Regions from separate parts of the Homo sapiens genome. Here region 1 is linked to region 2. A link is an interaction called in ENCODE POLR2A ChIA-PET data of the cell type or tissue named here. Cell type or tissue: A673. All regions are shown on one strand. Links, peaks and the distances in the headings refer to the core of each region. The heading gives the core; the rest is flanking DNA. Region 1 overlaps CDH13 (cadherin 13). Region 2 overlaps CDH13 (cadherin 13).

Evidence for each region. ChIA-PET counts read pairs that join two places held together with the same protein. Peaks named below come from ENCODE experiments on the same cell type or tissue, not always from the same donor. Only the 100,000 strongest peaks of a DNase experiment are listed, where the experiment ranks them.
Region 1: POLR2A ChIA-PET joins it to region 2 with 14 read pairs; 2 of 35 experiments call an interaction of 5 or more read pairs at or near these places.

What each region holds. Positions count from the first base shown.
Region 1 is chr16:83,737,329-83,740,246 of GRCh38, reverse strand. The region is part of intron 10 of CDH13 (cadherin 13); the gene reads right to left. All of the region lies in intron 1 of CEDORA (CDH13 antisense oligodendrocyte and neuron associated lncRNA), which reads left to right. Among named protein-coding and RNA genes, the nearest start is that of CEDORA, 34 kb to the left of the region's middle. In A673, for the core only: no CTCF peak of the experiment used is centred there; no DNase peak of the experiment used is centred there; H3K27me3 peaks cover 561 bases.
Region 2 is chr16:83,650,764-83,653,681 of GRCh38, reverse strand. All of the region lies in intron 8 of CDH13 (cadherin 13), which reads right to left. Among named protein-coding and RNA genes, the nearest start is that of CEDORA, 120 kb to the left of the region's middle. In A673, for the core only: no CTCF peak of the experiment used is centred there; a DNase peak (open chromatin) is centred at 1,581.

The DNA of each region.
Region 1 (2,918 bases), core at 207-2,706, 87 kb before region 2:
ATCCAAACTCTTAACCATGGTCTCTAAGGTCCTAGAGGATCCATCTGGACCTGCCTGACTTTCTACCTGCATTTTCTACCTCTTTCCTCAGCCTCCCTAAGTTACAGACTCGCTGGCCTTCCTTTCATTCCTTGAAATTAGTAAATTATTTCTGGTCTCAACACATTTCTACTTGCCTCATCGGATAAGTCTTAGATTTTCTCATGTGTGTCTTGTGCTTTGTAGGATCTCAGCTCCAACACCAAGGCCTCTGTGTTCCCTAGAGAAGCCACTCTGGATGGTCTCTCTGAAGTCTGCCTCCTTCCCTGGCCAGCTCTACAACTTAGAATGTGAGCTCCAAGGGGCAGTGACCTCATCTATCTTACTTAACCCTTCATACATAGAATCTAGAAGAGTGGCCCGCACACACTGAGTGGGTAGGTACTCAGTTGTTGAATGCATGCATGAGGGAATGAATGAGAGTAGAAACCTTCTTTAACATGCATTGGTTGACCCATGTGCTGGGTGACCCAGAATTCTAAAGTGCTCATTCATCCCTCCCCCATAGGCAGGTCTCTCAAAAGAGCCACCTGTCTCTCTTGTCCCAGCCAAACTCCCACTTCTATGCTGCTCCAGACATTCCCATCCCTTTAGTTGCCTTGGATCTGATACATGCTGTCAAAGGGGGCTTAGTTAGGTGGGTTTGTGTGCTGGGGGTCCCGAAGACCACTCCCAGGTTCAGTGATTTGCCAGGAAGGCCCACAGAACACAGCATATTGTCATATTCAATGGTTAAAACTTATCACAGGGAAAATACGCAGGGAAAACAGCACAGAAAAAAGGCACATGGGGCAACATCCTGGGGAAACCAGGTACCAGCTTGCAGGAGTCTGCTCCCAGTGGGGTCACACCGGACGTGCTTAATTCCAGGAGCAAGTTGTGACAACATATGTGAAATGTTCTCCATCAGGGAAGCTCACCGAAGACTCAACATTCAGGGTTTTTTTTGGGGGGCTGGTCACGTAGACACCCTCCACATGGCATTAGCAAAATTCTTGACTCCCAGGGGGAAAACAGATATTCAGCATAAACCACATTTGTTCGCGCAAGCAGTTTAGGTGCAGTGAGTCACTCTTATCAGCTAAGAGAGTGGGAGCCCTCCCCACATCCAAGATTCTACATACCAGCTGAGGCCAACCTTGTAGGCAGGTCTTTCTAGGAACAGCAGTCTCAGGCCTGTTGTGTGAGCTCTTTTTTGCATAGTCCATGATCAGGACAAGGAAATGGTGAATAAGAACAAATTCTACTTATCTTTAGAAATCACTAAATTCCTATTTCTCCTAAACCCCCCCTTTTTGTTTTCAGACGGAGTCTCCCTTTGTTGCCAAGGCTGGAGTGCAGTGGTGCAATCTGGGCTCACCGCAACCTCCGCCTCCTGGGTTCAAGCGATTCTCCTGCCTTAGGCTCCCAAGTAGCTGAGATTACAGGCATGTGCAACCATGCCCGGCTAATTTTTGTATGTTTAGTAGTGATGGGGTTTCACTATGTTGGCCAGGCTGGTCTCAGACTCCTGACCTTGTGATCCACCTGCCTTGGCCTCCCAAAGTGCTGGGATTACAGGCTTGAGCCACCACACCTGGCCCAAAACCCTTTTAATTCTAGAGACTACATATTGAAACCCCCAAGGAAGCTGGAATCACAAGAAAACATGCTCTTGTAGGCACAGTGGTAGGGGGTGGCTCCAACTCCACTCGCATTTACCCAAGGAAATGCTAGTTTGGTCCTCTGTGTTAATTGCAGAAAATTCAGACAATACGGAGGAGAAAAAAGAAAAAAATTAAAATCACCCTAATCCACTTCCAGAGATAAGCACTATTAACATTTTTGCCTAGAGGCTTCCAGCCTATGTATCGATGTATACATAAACACACACGTTTTTAATGTGACGTACTGTTCACTCGCTCATTTGGAATAAACATTTGCTGGGTGTCTGTTTCATGCCAGGCACCGCGCTTGGTGTTGGGAAGACAGCAGTGTATTCCCTCCAGTTTTTGGAACTTACACTCCAGCAGGGAGACAGGATATAAATTAGTAATTACACAAATGGTTATTTAATTACTCTCGTGACAAGGGCCATGCCAGCAGGCTCCCTCACATCGTAAATCATGCATTGTGAGTGTTTTCCTATTTTTCAGCATTAACTTTCTGCTGTTGTGTCTACAACTGGAAGCGCACATTCATTGATCACTGAGGAGGTGGCGTACGATGTATGTATTCATATACATTACTGTCTGCCATTGCCTCATCAACCTGGGAGGTAGATATTACCACCTTATTTTACACATGAGAAAACAAAGACTCAGAGTGGTCTAGGAGCTTGCCTGAGTCATGCAGCTTTCCAGCAGCAGAAGTGTGGTTCCAATGTGGATCTCTGCCTCCCAAGCATAGCTTGATTTTTGTTTGCCTTGTGAATAGCCCACGAGGGTTGGGCATTTGTTTGTGCCACTGGTTCTCCAATTTGGGTGTGTATCAGAATGATCAGGGCTGTTGATGATATGATGGGACCTTTCCATTTTTAACATGTTTTCCAGGTGGCTCTGATTCACCAAAGTTTGAGAACCACCATTCTGAGAATAATGATTTAAACTCTGAGGTGGAAACCAGGTCTATGTCCCACAGCTGGGCTTTCCTTAGTGGGGAATAACTCAGGAACATAGGACTGGAATTTACAGGATGGCAATATTTCCCAAAAAAAAAAGAACCCTATTACATAGATATAAAGCTTTCTTAAAATTATATTTCTGCTTATAAAAATCATACACATTTGAGAAAGGTTTAAAATCACACAGCACATGTGTGTGAATTTAATATCTTCATCACTATCAATGGTGAAACAATATTGGCTTAAACTGTTCTTTTATTGGAAGGCTCTTAGTAAC
Region 2 (2,918 bases), core at 261-2,760:
ACCTCTTCCCAACAGATTGATTCTTCATTTACCTCCTGGGTTCTGTTTCCTGTCAACTCTTCAACACCTAAGTACCAGAACTATGCTAGAGTGCTGATGATATTAAAAGTAAGCTACAATTCCTGATTCTAGGAGCTCTATATATTTTAATTTTCTCAGCTTTTGTGAGTTTTTTTTCCCTAGAAAGATTTTCCTCAATCTGGTTTGATTTCTGAGCTATGGAGGAAAAAAAAAAAACAGCTTGTGATTTTTCAAACCTTAACAAGAGCTCAAGTTCTGCCTAAAAAGGTGACCCTTTGGGTGACATCCCCTATAGTCTTTAGACATGGTGCTATGCAGTTTTTTCTTTGCTAACAGTTTTATTGCGCTATGATTCACATACCAAAAAATTCATCAATTTAAATTGTACATATGAATGGATTCCAGTACATTCACAGAGTTGTGCAACCACCACCACAATCAATTTTAGAATTTTTTTAACACCTCGAACAGAAGCCCCACCCCCAGGAGCAGCCACTCCCCATTCTTCACCCACTCCCGGCCCCTGGCAACCACTAATTGGCTTTCTGTCCCCGGAGATCTCCCTGTTCTGGACATTTCATAGAAATGGAATTGCGCAATATATGGCCATTTCTGTCTGACTTTTTTCACTGAACATCGTGTTTTCACGGTTCATCCACACTGTAGCGTGGATCAGTACTTCAGTCCTTTGTGTGGCTGAAAGCATTCCGTCATGTGGATGGACCATGTTTTGTTTCTCCATTTATCAGTTGATGGACCTGGAACTGTTTCCACTTAGTGGCTATGGGGAATAATGCTGCTGTGAATGTTCACATCTGCAAGTTTTGGGAGGACTTATGCCTTCATTCTCTTCGGTTTACACCTAGGAGTGGAGCTGCTGGGTCATATGGGGACTCCAGGCTGCAGGCGCTGGGGATTCAAGTCATTTGTTAACCCATATGTAGCCCTTGGGTTGCTCCTTTCAAATACAAGAGACCGTGGCCTGTCAGCTTCCCAGAGCCCAGCCTCCAGCTCCTGAGTGAGGAAAGGCAATATTTGAGAATGAGGGCTTGCTTTGTGAATGGCATGAGGGGCCAGTAAAGAGGGGGTACAATGAGAGCCTTGTCTCTTTCAAAACCTTTGGCTAAACCACGAGGACCCTCCTTCTTCCCAATTTCCATGGGGTGTTGCTGAAGTTAATGGAGAAACTACACAGACCCCTGCAGCCCATGGAGAATCCCACCCCCAGCATGGCACTCACAGCCGTCTCTAACTGGAGAAAGCACATGTCTAATCTCCAGAGCTGTAGGGAGATTGACACACTTGGTTAGGCTCGTGATGCTAACACCACAGCACAAACAAGGACAAGAGAAACCTTCTGCTTTCATTACAAGGGATTTGTATAAATTCATACACGGAATTGACTTACAGCTTCTAATTTGCATTTAAATTCCAAATGTCTTAGTCAGAAGAAACTGCTCTAAATCCATTCTCTGTGTTTGCACCACTGATTCCCATTTCAAATAGACCCCTTGGGCCCGACTGTAATTCCCATGAGCACGTCGCATATTCCTTCCAGAGGTGGCTGATGGAGTTTCTGAGTCCCAGAGGGAGAATAAATGGATGAGAATCGTTCCCTTGGGAATCAGGCTCAATGAGATAAGGAGGATTAAAAAGCATTCTCTGTCCCTCCTGGGCTCTCATCACAGGGTGGAGTAACATAATGAAAATCTGCGTGAGGAGAGACGCACTCCAGTGGCACTCTGTCACATTAAAAAAGACCTATGGGATGGGTGTGGTGGCTCACGCCTGTAATTCCAGCACTTTGGGAGGCTGAAGCAGGCAGATCACCTGAGGTCAGGAGTCTGAGACCAGCTGGCCAGCATGGTGAAACCCTGTCTCTACTAAAAATACAAAAATTAGCCAGGCATGGTAGTGGGCGCCTGTAATCCCAGCTACTTGGGAGGCTGAGGCAGGAGAATTTCTTGAACCTGGGAGGCAGAGGTTGTAGTGAGCCAAGATTGTGCTACTGCACTCCAGCCTGGGTGACAGAGCAAGATTCCATCTCAAAAAAAAAAAAAAAAAAAAAAAAAGAGGAAAATAAAAGACCAATGAGGAAAGTGATTCATGTTGAAAGCCACAGGAAGCTGCATCTTGTTATCTTTGTGACTTTTGGCAGGTCATTTAACCTCTCCGTGTCTCCATTTTCTCATCTGCAAAATGGGAATAATTAATAATAATAATACCTACCCTTACAGGATTATGATGGATTAAATAATTTATAAAATGCTTACATGAATGCCCAGCACATAAGCAATAAAATGCACATTGTTATAATGAAAATGGATAAATAAAATACATAAAGAAACGATGTTTGTTGCACTGAACATCATTTTAAGGAATTTCATGAGCAAAGAAATACACGTTGTTCTTTTGGGAACTTTTTGTTACAGTACCCTAGTCTCTCACTACCTAATATTCCTACCAATAGAAAGTCCCCTTGTTATCTAAACTACTTAGAGCTAGGGGTCTCTTATAACCAGAAGTGTTCTGATCAACTATTTTTATTTTATTATTTTTTGAGACAGGCTCTTGCTTTGTTGCCCAGGCTGGAATACACTTGCGTGATGATGGCTCACTGCAGCCTTGACCTCCCGGGCTCAATGGAGCCTTCTGCCTCAGCCCCCAGAGTAGCTGGGACTGCAGGCATGTGACACCACACTATATATATATTTAAATTTTTAAAATATATTTTATATATTTAAAATTTTTATAGAGACAGGGTCTCACTATGTTGCCCAGGCTGGTCTTGAACTCCTGGCCTTAGGCAATCCTCCAGCCTCAGCCGCCTAAAATGTTAAGATAACAGGCATTAGCCACCGAATCCACCCTGCTTTTTCTTTTCGAATTGTAATCTA